Regions from separate parts of the Homo sapiens genome. Here region 2 is linked to region 1. The links are chromatin contacts, found by Hi-C or POLR2A ChIA-PET in ENCODE. All regions are on one chromosome and are shown on one strand. Each heading gives the region's core, a stretch centred on a gene start or an enhancer-like site at or near the end of the contact. The rest is flanking DNA. Distances are from core to core; before and after follow the strand shown. Region 1 overlaps LINC02098 (long intergenic non-protein coding RNA 2098). Region 2 overlaps ETS1 (ETS proto-oncogene 1, transcription factor).

Evidence for each region. A loop is a pair of places that touch in the nucleus more often than their neighbours do. ChIA-PET counts read pairs that join two places held with the same protein, here RNA polymerase II (POLR2A). Pooled maps may share reads with other maps.
Region 2: a pooled map shows a loop between it and region 1 (2.7-fold over the local background). The contact joins two enhancer-like sites. A Hi-C loop is called at or near these places in 8 of 50 pooled maps. POLR2A ChIA-PET finds 5 or more read pairs at or near these places in 2 of 52 experiments (GM12878 and activated CD8-positive, alpha-beta T cell).

The regions. Positions count from the first base shown.
Region 1 is chr11:128,237,560-128,243,369 of GRCh38, reverse strand. LINC02098 (long intergenic non-protein coding RNA 2098) reads right to left here. Exons shown (of 4, transcript NR_146647.1): 4 at 1,929-2,092. Among named protein-coding and RNA genes, the nearest start is that of LINC02098, 32 kb to the right of the region's middle. Within about 2 kb of position 2,514, at least 2 of the 41 ENCODE cell types and tissues checked have a DNase peak (open chromatin) inside an H3K27ac peak, as active enhancers do.
Region 2 is chr11:128,469,801-128,475,698 of GRCh38, reverse strand. The region is part of intron 8 of ETS1 (ETS proto-oncogene 1, transcription factor); the gene reads left to right. Among named protein-coding and RNA genes, the nearest start is that of MIR6090, 50 kb to the left of the region's middle. RefSeq lists enhancers at 3,131-3,425, 4,428-4,547, 5,366-5,465, 5,476-5,525, 5,826-5,898. Within about 2 kb of position 4,243, at least 13 of the 41 ENCODE cell types and tissues checked have a DNase peak (open chromatin) inside an H3K27ac peak, as active enhancers do.

The sequences.
Region 1 (5,810 bases), core at 1,265-3,764:
AACACAAGACACTAGAGCAATGGGAGGGAGGAGAATGGTAAGGATTGGTGGCACATTATACCCTTCAAAGGATACATTTCCATCAACTCTTCAGGAAAAATACCTGGAAACATATGAGCTTTTAGTGTATGATGATTCCTTAGGTATAGGAGTCTATGTGCACATCTTGTGTGCATGGGATCTCTTTGTTTTAGTTTTGCTCCTTTTATTTGTTTATTTTTAGCCAGCTTGTGCAAATGACAATAGCAGAGAAGTTATCATAGTCTAAGGAATCATATGCAGCTGGGTTTCATTCTCAGAACCTCTACTTACTATACTTACTACCTTTTTTCTTCTTTTTTAACTTGAGTACAGTTACCTTACCTCTCCAAAACTCACTTTCATCTATAAATGTAAATAAAAATAATCTGTCTACTCCACAGGCATGTTAAAAGACTACGTGACAACAGTGTCAATTGACTGGCACATGGTAAGTGCTCAATAAATCAATTCATGGTACTTATTATACTGAGGCCTTTCCATGCTGATAACAAGAAAAATGGCATTTTCAGTTAATTTTTTCTTAAATGTAATGAACTATAATAAAATGTAACTTAATGTGCTGAAATCTGCCCAATCTCTTCTGATACCCATGCATTACAGTACTGAAACACAATTGCCAAGCTACTACAACTGTTTTTGCAACACTGTATTTTATTTTAAAATGATAAACATGCTTGGCCAGCCAAAACACATAATTGTGAGTTACTGGATTTATTTTTTCAGTGTAGGATTTCAGTTTATTGGGAAACTAGAAGTTGTCACATTAAAAGTAAATTGTACACAAACAAATATGCAGTAATATAGTTCTGTGATTTCTTTTTTTTTTTTTGTGAGAGAGGAAGAGGAGAGGGTCTTGCTCTGTTGCACGTGCTGGAGTGCAGTGGCATGTTCACGGCTTACTATAACCTCCACCTTCTGGACTCAAGCCGTCCTCCCAGCCTCCTGAGTAGCCGGGACTACAGGCGTATGCCATCACGCCTGGCTAACTTTTGTAGTTTTTTGTAGGGACGGGGGGTTTCCCCATGTTGCCCAGGCTAACTCCAGGGCTCTAGTGATCCACCTGCATTGGCCTTCCAAAGTGCTGGGATTACCGGCATGAGCCACCACACTCGGCCGGTTTGTGGTATCTTGAACTCCTGAATTAAAGATTCATGAATATAAAGGATCCCAAATCTCTGCTTAGGGATTTTTTTTTTTTTTTTTTTTTTTTTTTTTTTGAGACGGAGTCTCGCTCTGTTGCCCAGGCTGGAGTGCAGTGGCGCTGTCTCAGCTCACTGCAAGCTCCGCCTCCCGGGTTCACACCATTCTCCTGTCTCAGCCTCCCAAGTAGCTGAGACTACAGGCACCCACGACCAAGCCCGGCTAATTTTTTGTATTTTTAGTAGAGACGGGGTTTCACTGTGTTAGCCAGGATGGTCTCGATCTCCTGACCTCATGATCCACCAGCCTCGGCCTTCGAAAGTGCTGGAATTACAGGTGTGAGCCACCGCGCCCGCCCAGGGATCTTTGTAACTGACATTAAAACGTAAATACTGATGTTCACATTAAGGAGCGTTTTGGCATATCATCATTACTAATGTATATTTTGCCCTTTGATTTGAAATCAATGAGTTGGAAAAGCATTTGTGTGTCTCACAGGGTATCTATAACAGCATGGATTAACATTTTGGGGTAAAACAAGTATGGAACAGTTTTTATGAGTTCTTTTTTCCTGTTAACTAATATTCACATCAGTGAAAACTTTGAATTCTCATCAATCTGTTTAAATTTTCTTATTATAATTAAGCACAACACATTTTCCCTTTTTTTAATTGACGTATAATAATTTTACAAGGTACATAGTGATGTTTTCATACATATCATGTATAGTGATCAGATCAGGGTAATTAGCATATTTATCATCTCAAACCTTTATTATTTCTTTGTGTTGAGAACATTTTCTTACAAACAGTTTTTCATGAGTTGGGTGGTTTTCTAGGAGAGACACTGAGTTTAGGCAGACCCGAGGAAAGTGAAATGAAAAGATCAGGGGTAGTATCTCTTGATGAGGCTGAAATACAAGCATAGTGAAAATTTAAACACAAGGCATTTTATTTCTTTCGATGATATTATAAAAAGAAAATCATGACTGAGTGATTCATAAATGAATAAACATTATTTTATTCACTTTTTTTTTTCTGTACAAAGTCCTGATTCCTGATTTTCCTATGACCTTATGTTCTTCAGCAGCACTTGTTTTTACAATTAAGAGCTAATTACTATCCTGGACCCCTGGAAACTTGTGAACTTTCCAAAGGTCATTATAACTTAGTATCGGCTAAATGCAGCTCGAGAAGGCCCAAATGAAACAAAACTTAGAAACTGTGTTCTTAATCTTGTTTATCATTAATCTGGAGACAAATGGACTTTATCTAGTTTATACGAAAACTCAGGCACTGGAGTCTGTGCACACACACACGCATGCACGTTCATGGTCAAATGTTTTGCCGAATCAGCTGAATGAAATGATTCATGGGAGGCAAACTTCTCTGTCAGCTACACATCAGATAATTGATGCTATTTATAATAGAAATGAAATAGGAGGCTAAAAACTAACAAAGAAAAGAATTCCTTGGAATTGCCGTTGTTTTCTTTGGAAGAAGGGAAGGAACCAGTGACTCAGTTTGGCAATACATTGATCTCATTAGAACAATGCCAGAGCATGGAGTAAAGCTGAATATATTGCAAATAAGTGTAACATTGAGACATATTTCACAACGGACTGTTTCCTAGCAATCAGATTCAGTATAGGGAAAGGGCTGTGACAAATTCAAACAGGGGAGAAAAGAGACCAAACACAGAATGAATCTCTTCTTCTTCTTCTTTTTTTTTTTTTTCTTTTGAGACAGAGTCTTGCTCTGTCGCCCAGGCTGGAGTGCAGTGGCGTGATCTCGGCTCACTGCAAGCTCCGCCTCTCAGGTTCACGCCATTCTCCTGCCTCAGCCTCCCAAGTAGCTGGGACTACAGGCGCCCGCCACCAGGCCCGGCTAATTTTTTTGTATTTTTAGTAGAGATGGGGAGAATGAATCTCTTCTAATCCCTTTTAACCAAACCCAAGAATCATGCCAATATTAAGAAAATGACAGAATGCTTTCCAGGTTATTAGAAATGTACTGTGAAGATGACATTTTTGTATGACTATGCAATGCAGATTATACAATATTTACTACACAATGTAGCCATAAGACTAAAAGAAAAGTTAACTATGATAATAGGTTTTATACATTAAGCACCTTTTATTGTTTTAAATATCTTATGTAATCTAAGTAAATTAATCCTCACAACAGACTTGAGAGTTTGCAGTATTACTTCTTTTGCAATTGTTGTGTAGGAGGTTTGGAGATGATAAGGATAAAAGGAAAATAATGTAATCTTTAATTCACAACACACCTGAAATGCAAGGGATGTGGTATTCCTTACAAATACCCAGATGACCATAATGAAGACACATGTATCTGAAATAACTTTGGTAGAGGAAAAAGTTGTTTCTTTGTAGATGAAAAATATTTTATAGAGACTTAAATTTTCATCCTGGGTTCATTCATTTCCAAACCTGCTTTTCCATAAAGTCTGTGAAATAGGAGACGTAGGAAGCCTCACGTCTACCGTTCAGTGTGCCTTTTGACCCCTAGTTCTCAATCCAGTGCTGGATGGGTGGGGTGTTCTGAATCAGAACCACCTACAGGAGCTTTTTCAAACCACACAGTCCCCCCATTGGCAGGAGAGATTCCATGCTCTGAGAGGAAGACAGAACCAGCTGAGTTATTGTATCAAAGGGGCTTCAGAGGAATATGAGTGTGCACAGCAAGGACAGTGCTATTCACCTCTTGTTCTTCATAAATAGAAAGCCTGATAGGACAGAGTGCTGATTCACTTCTAAGTGCCCCTTCTGACATCAGAAGGTGGGCTTTGTTTGGGCCCAGGACGAGTCTCTCAACACTAAAGTATTTCCTTAGTGATCTCATCACTCAGGGCCACCAGAAGACCCCATTAGAAAAGCTGAGTGGCACATTCTCACTGAAAAAGCCACAGGGAACTGCAGGTGGGGGACTCAGAAACATTCAGGGAGAGATGACAGACAACCTGAGACTATATAGAAGGGCTAGAATTCTAATTTGATACATACATCACCTGGAATTAAGTGTCCTGTTAATAGAAGACATTTGGAAGTTTCAGAGTGAGAGAGAGAAAGAAAGAGAAAGAGAAAGAGACATAGAGCAAGCAACTGTATGTAGATGGCAATTATAATCTTGATTTCAAAGACATCTTCCTTGTTTTATGACTGTTCCTTATTCACAGCTTCCTGTTTCTGTTATGAGTGAAATATGTATACTTGAATTTTGAAGATCTCGATTTGAGTGATCTTAAATTCCTTTCCTATTCTTCAATTAACTCTTTTTTTTTCTGTGTATTGGGTATCTGCATGTGTGTATGTATATGTTTGTACAGAGATATTATTTCATTAGTCAGAAAACCTGATCTAATTAAAAAACTAAATTGCCTCTTTATAAATGCAAGGACCAGTGATGCTGATGGTGCCCCTTTCACAACTGGCTTCTAGTTTCTCACATGATCTTTGTCTCTGGTGTTAGCTGGCTATGCAAGGTCTCTTCAGCTCACTGTTTCTTGGTGGGCTCTTCTATATAATGTGCCTGGTGAAACCTCTTCTGGATGTAAATAACTAGGATGTCTCTGAAACATGTGACACTTCCCCACTATTAACAAGGTAACAGTCTGATATTAACATTTATTTCTTAGTGTTTGTGGTATTACTTTTATCCTGTCCTGTTAAATCTGGGCATCATTTATATACATTAATAGTTACTGTGGGATAGGATGACCACACAGTTCATGATCCCTTTTATCATTTACTGAGCTTACATTTCATGAAAGATATTTAAGAACACATTCTATTTAATTTAGTGATCTTTAAAGTCATATTGTGTCCGGAATTGGTGGGTTCTTGGTCTCACTGACTTCAAGAATGAAGCCGGGGACCCTCGCGGTGAGTGTTACAGCTCTTAAGGTGGCACGTCGGGAGTTTGTTCCTTCTGATGTTCGGATGTGTTTGGAATTTCTTCCTTCTGGTGGGTTCGTAGTCTCGCTGGCTCAGGAGTGAAGCTGCAGATCTTCATGGTGAGTGTTACAGCTCATAAAAGCAGGGTGGACCCAAAGAGTGAGCAGTAGCAGGATTTATTGCAAAGAGCGAAACAACAAAGCTTCCACAGTGTGGAAGGGGACCCGAGCGAGTTGCCACTGCTAGCTCGGGCAGCCTGCTTTTATTCTCTTATCTGGCCCCACCCACATCCTGCTGATTGGTAACGCCGAGTGGTCTGTTTTGACAGGGTGCTGATTGGTGCGTTTACAATCCCTGAGCTAGACATAAAGGTTCTCCACGTCCCCACTAGATTAGTTAGATACAGAGTGTCCACACAAAGATTCTCCAAGGCCCCACCAGAGCAGCTAGATACAGAGTGTCGATTGGTGCATTCACAAACCCTGAGCTAGACACAGGGTGCTGATTGGTGTGTTTACAAACCTTGAGCTAGATACAGAGTGCTGATTGGTGTATCCACAATCCCTGAGCTAGACATAAAGGTTCTCCAAGGCCCCACCAGAGTAGCTAGACACAGAGTGCCGACTGGTGCATTCACAAACCCTGAGACACAGGGTGCTGATTGGTTTGTTTACAAACCTTGAGCTAGACATAGGGTGCTGATTGGTGTATT
Region 2 (5,898 bases), core at 2,994-5,493, 230 kb before region 1:
GCGCCTGTAGTCCCAGCCACTTGGTAGGCTGAGGCAGGAGAATGCTGTGAACCCAGGAGGCGGAGCTTGCAGTGAGCCGAGATCGCACACTCCAGCCTGGGTGACAGAGCGAGACTCCGTCTCAAAAAAAAAAAAAAAAAAAGCCCTGTGCATTCTCCTCTAGGTCCTCTCAAGTTGATTCTGCCCTGAAATAAATCCTCTTCTTGTCATTTCATAGATGACTCTAGAGCCAGTCTAAAGTCACACAATAAGAAAGTCCCAGGGCCAAGTCCAGAACCTTAGAGTTCTGGCTCGTAGTTGAGTTTTAGGGATCAGTAACCCAAAACTACTGCTAAAACATGTTTTTGAAAATAAACAACTTTACTGCAAAAGGAAGTGCTTCAAAGCCCTTCAGTTCAGAATGAAACCTGAGATTTGGCAGCATTAGCTGAAATCACAGTTTTCTGAAGGAAGGCTCGATTGCAAAATAATCTCAATGTATTCAGGTACAAACAACAACTGAGGAAACTTTTGGTATGAGCCTAAGTTAGTGATAAGGAAAGAGTAAAAGCAGGTTACTAGTGCAGTGTGAATTTGTGCTGTGGGCATGTGATTAGGAACAGCGTAGAGCCTTTTAATTTGGGGAGATAACAGGAGCGAAGCTCTGGAATCTAAAGTCTCTCCATGTAAATGCTGTTGTGTAAGACAGTGTGAATTGGCTAAAGTCAGGCCCAGAGAAGTTAGGGCATTTCACTGAGGTCTGCAGGCCAGGCAAAGCTGGGGCTGGCTTCCAGGCTTGCTGAAGCCATCACAGTCTCAATGTAGACCATCCTTGGGCAGTACCTGATTGGATAAGAGGAAAAGAGCTTGGGAATGAGAAGGGCAGAAACAGAGTGTCTTCCCTTTCTTGCTCAGAGGCTGTTGTGATTAACTAGTTGCAGGAAGCTGGCAGCCCCCTCAGCTTAAATAGAGCCTTCCTGTCAGCCAGCAGCTGAGATGCTGGCAGGGATTCCATTCACGGTGCTGGGTTTAGCAGTGGATCCTAAAGGGGTGCCTGGCGTGGACCTGGGGATCTCAGTGGAGTAATAGACTCACATGCTGCTCAGTTATGTGATTGACGGGAAAATACTTTGGAGCACTGAGGAGGAAAATTCCCGGGAAGATTTGAACTGGTTGGGAGGCAAAGCTCTTTTCTATTGCCTGTGAGTAATTCCACTGTTTCTGCCTCCTATCTAATTAGTTTTGTATGAATTTTTCTTAATCATCTGCTACCAGTAGAAAAAGATCACATGGTAAAAAGATTCGTCCTCACTATGAACTTTTTTTTTTCTAAATGTCTTTTAAAAAACGTGGAAAGTGGTGATTGCCTATTTCTGTCATGGCTTTCAAAGACCACAACTGGCTGAAGCATCTTAGTGTCTTGATTCAGCTGCGGTAATACCTTGCAAGCAGTCTTTGGACAGAAGGGATCTATTCATACTGTACAATACATCCTGCACCCTGGTGCTGTTTACAACTCTCTGAGGTCTTGAGGGTGCCTGGATTTTGGATACCAGGAGACTCACGGGTTGACCCCTCTATTCTGGGTATAGCCCACTGCCTGTTTTAGAGGAAGAGTCTCTGAGTCTTAGATTTTTGGGGTCACTGTTTCTTTAATAAAGTCTCACTACAAATAATGGAATTGGGTGGTGACTGTTCTGGAATTCCACTCTGTCTCCAGTTTGAAGCTCCACCTTTGGAGGAAGCAAAATGTTTCCACTGAGCAGAATGCAGCCAGCGTGCTGCTGAGACATCCACACCAGTCTTTATTGCCTTTAAACAACAGGCCTCGGAAACTCCCCATCACCTCTGTTGGGAAAGGCCCTGCCAGGTGTCCCAGATGACCCTGCCTTTGCCCCCTTGGCACTTCTTTCTTTTCTCTGGACGGCCTCCCCTGCTGCAGAGAGTGAGCAGCTGCTGCTCTTTGTAGAGGCTCATTCAAGAGAAGCGCTGCCCTTCCTGTCTCCCTAAGGTGACTTGCATGTGATGCCTGCAGGTTGGAGCACTCATCAGCACCCCATCAGTCACTTGGGGATGCCTGCAGGTAGAGAAGTCCAAGTTAAACACAAGAAAGAGTGGTCATCCCATGCAGTTTTACCAAGGGCAACATTCAGGGGCCATCCCTGTAGAATTGAGAGCATGGAGTCAGGCCCTGCCAGTGAGCAGCTGTGTAACCTTTGGCAAGCTAACATCTCTGTATCTGTTTTCTCATCTGCAAATGGCAGTAATAATAGTTTCTATACCATAGGCTTGTTGTGAGAACTAATGAATTAGTTTATGGAGAGCACTTGGAGCAGTGCTGGGTATACAGGAAGCTAGGCTCTAAGTGCTAGCTGTCACCTACATTCCATAGTATTCTCCAAACCTTTTATTTTTCCAGTATAATTCTAAGTTCCTTGAGGCCAGGGAACAACGCATTTTACTTATAGAATTGCAGTAATTGCTGGCAGTGTCATGGGGCGTAGCAGGCATTTAATAATAATTAGGTCTTTTCAATTATTTAGCTCAATCCCAGATGTATTAAGTTCCTACTGTGTGCTTAGACTCCTTCATATACACTGACTTTTTAAATCCTTCACCAAATATCACATGAGGAAGTTTCTGTTATGCCCATTGTATAAATGAGGGAATCGAGACTTTTTTTTTTCTTTTTAGAGGAGGAGGTCTAGCCCAATGTTACACAGCAAACAACAAATAAGATGACTTTCAGGGTTTTCACATGTCAGAAAATATTCAAAATACTGTGTTAGTTTGAGTGTGCCGGAAAGCAGGTGCCAAGACATGATTAGATGTGCAAGATGTTTACGGAAGGAGCATCTATGAAGGAAAAAAAGGCAGCGAAGAGAAGGCAGCGGAACCTTCAGACCATGCTGCAGGTCTGGAAGGAGGAGATTTGGGTAGAAAGAGCCCTCAACTGCAGCTCCATTCTAAGAAAACTTTGGCTGGGCCCAGGGGATCTTTGGGTCAAGGTCGTCTGCTGGAGGAGCTCTGTGTCTCACAGGGGTGGACCTGCATGCCCTCACTGTGCTCAGTCCCTGGCTGGAGCAGTCCCCAGGATGAGGGGTGCTGGTGTGGACATGGTAGAGCCAGTCAATTATGTTCCCTGAAGCAGGAGAACTGAGTAGAACAGGTAGTGTGACAGCTGCAGGGACCTGAGCTGTAAACATGGCTTGTTGAGACCAGCACAGCTTTTCCATGTGGCAGGACTCAAGACCATGTGTCCCGACACTCTCAGTAGTCCGTGATGGGCTTCTGAGTTCAATGCATGTTGTTGACTGTAACTCCCCAAACTTTATTGTCTTTTGTATGACTCACCTCTCCCTGAGAGATAATGAGAGTGAAAGTTCTCCTAGAGTGATTGAATGTGAAAGTTTAAACTCTGAAACAAGGATGGGACTTGCTTTGTTGGAGATGCTCACAGGGCACAGGTCTGTGGAGGTGTTTGACATTCAGAGCTGAGGCGGTGGAGTTTCTTATGGAGGCCTCTCAAGGCTAGGTTCTCTGTTCTTTTTTTCTTTAAAGGCGTAGGTAGGACACTTTCAGCTTATCACGTTATGGTGAAACAAAAAGTACTTGTTCCGCTACCTCCATGCAGTTGTTAATATTGTGTTTTGCTATTCAACACACTCTGGCTACGTTTGAGGAGTGTTCAGAGATTATATGCTGGATAAATGCTTACAAAATTCGGTGTGCAAATGATCACTTAGGATCTAGTTCAACTACCTTCCAAGGATTCTATTATACCTAACTAGTGATTTCTCTCATTGTTGACATGCAGGGAAAACTTAACCCCTAGGATAAAATAAATTCCAGAGAGCAAGTTGAGAATCCTACTGAGAAAAGACTATAATCTTCAGACTTCTAAAGTCCTGTTTTCTAACCCTGATCAGTGAACATATCTTTCTTTCTTCTCATTACCTACACACTTAGGAAGATTTTTCTTTGTACATTTATAGTGGCTGGAAAAACCTTTTCTTTGGTTTATAACAAAATTCTTATCCCCTTCCCCCAAATCCAAACCTAACCCATCTCTGGTGACTTCTTAAAAGAACCGGTTACCTAGAAGACATCAGGAGGAAAGAGCTATAAAGAAACCCACTTCCTGACTTGAGCTTCACTGGCTCACTGTCCAAGTTTGTGTCTGAGTGTTAGCTTGAATGTGTTAGACAGAGTTACTGATGGGTTTAGAAGAAAGAGGTGGTTGCATTTGAATAGAGACTGCCCCTTTAAGAGAGGAACAGTCCCCTTTCTCCTGCTGCCGCCCCCACACATGTGTACTTGAGCACTTGCAGGTGTGCAGAGCCAGAGCAAAAACAAAGGTCTTTCCCTCATACCCTAAAAATGTGTAACTGTCTTGTTCTCAGACCCAAGTCAGACTGGCCAAATAAGCCTCACTTAACCCTGTTCCAGGTGGGAGGACTCCACTGGCCAGTTGCCAGCCACCTGGTCTTGCTGTCAAGCCTGTCTTGGGCCCTGATGGCTGGACAAGAGGTTCTGCTTGAACCCCAGTTAATGCTGGTGGGACCCGTCTCTTTGGGCCCAAACTATTGGCATTTGTGGGGAACGGTGTTGAACTTGCTCTAGGTGAGCTCTATACAATACTTAGGTGAAGAATACTTGGTGAGGGACATGAATAACTAAGGAAAAAGGTGCATCGGGAAAAGAGGATCTAAGTCCATCTGTGGCCAAGATTTCCCTAAACCATATATGCCTGTGATACTTTCACTTGCAAAGCAGTTTGCATCTGCTGTCTCTTTTGGTGCGTGTGCACTTTTAACATGGGAACAAGGATTTCAGAGTCTTCCCTAACTTAAAAAAGTCCTAAATGCTTATTCTCATTGAAAATATTAAAAATTTTTACATTCGTATACTGTAACTTTTTTTTCCTTAACCTCCAACTTTCTACTTTTTCAAAGTTGCCATACGAAGGCCAATTTAATCCTTGGAAGTCTAATTAGATTTTTTCTAGTGCTTTTACAATTTTTTTTAAATGCATCTTTTTTCTTGTTTTTTACTGAAAATTGTTTTTAAAAATATATTTTCTGTTGTTTCATTCTTCTTTGTAATTCCATTATTGTATATTCAGTTGCTCCTAAATTGTTCACCTCTTTAAGTGTCTTTCTCTCTCTCTGTCTATATATATGTATATATGCAGATTTTTGTAATAAGGACTTAATTTACATTTTTATAAACTAAAGAGAAGCAGAGATTACTATTTCCATTTTAGGAAAGGAAAAAGTAAAGCCCAGAGAGATTAAATGAGTTGCATAAGATTGCATATGGTGATTCAGGTAAGAACTGATATCAAAGCCTCGTACCCTCAACTCCCTACCCGGGGCTTTCCCACAGGCATCATATATTTTAATTTTATAGGATGCCGTCATCACTCAGTACTCCACTGCCTGACATGTAAAATGGCTTTTATTTTTAAATTTTTTGACACTCCTCCTCCTTTCGTTTTTGATCTAACATGCAAGAGACATGAACTCGGCAGTCAAAGACTGGTTTTAACTGATTTGAGAGCTGTTTTCTCACTCTTTTTCATGGTTAGATACTGGCTATCTCAGCAACAAATACAAGTTTATAAAGTTGTTGTTTGTTCATCATCGTGTTCAGCAAGTATGCTTTCCAAACACCTGTCAGAATGTTCTTTGTTGTTTGAGTTGAATTATTGGAAGTTATATTCCCAATCACTGCCCTTGAGTTATTAGCCACTGATACAGGAACACGTTTATAGAATATACTGACACAGAGTGAGTCTTTAAACCACGGCCGTATTGGCCAGTTATAGAATGTTATACATGGAGTGTGTTAGAGATGAGATAAGATTGGGTCAGGGTGGGGCAAAGAAAATATACAACTCAGAAGAAATGAGAGACA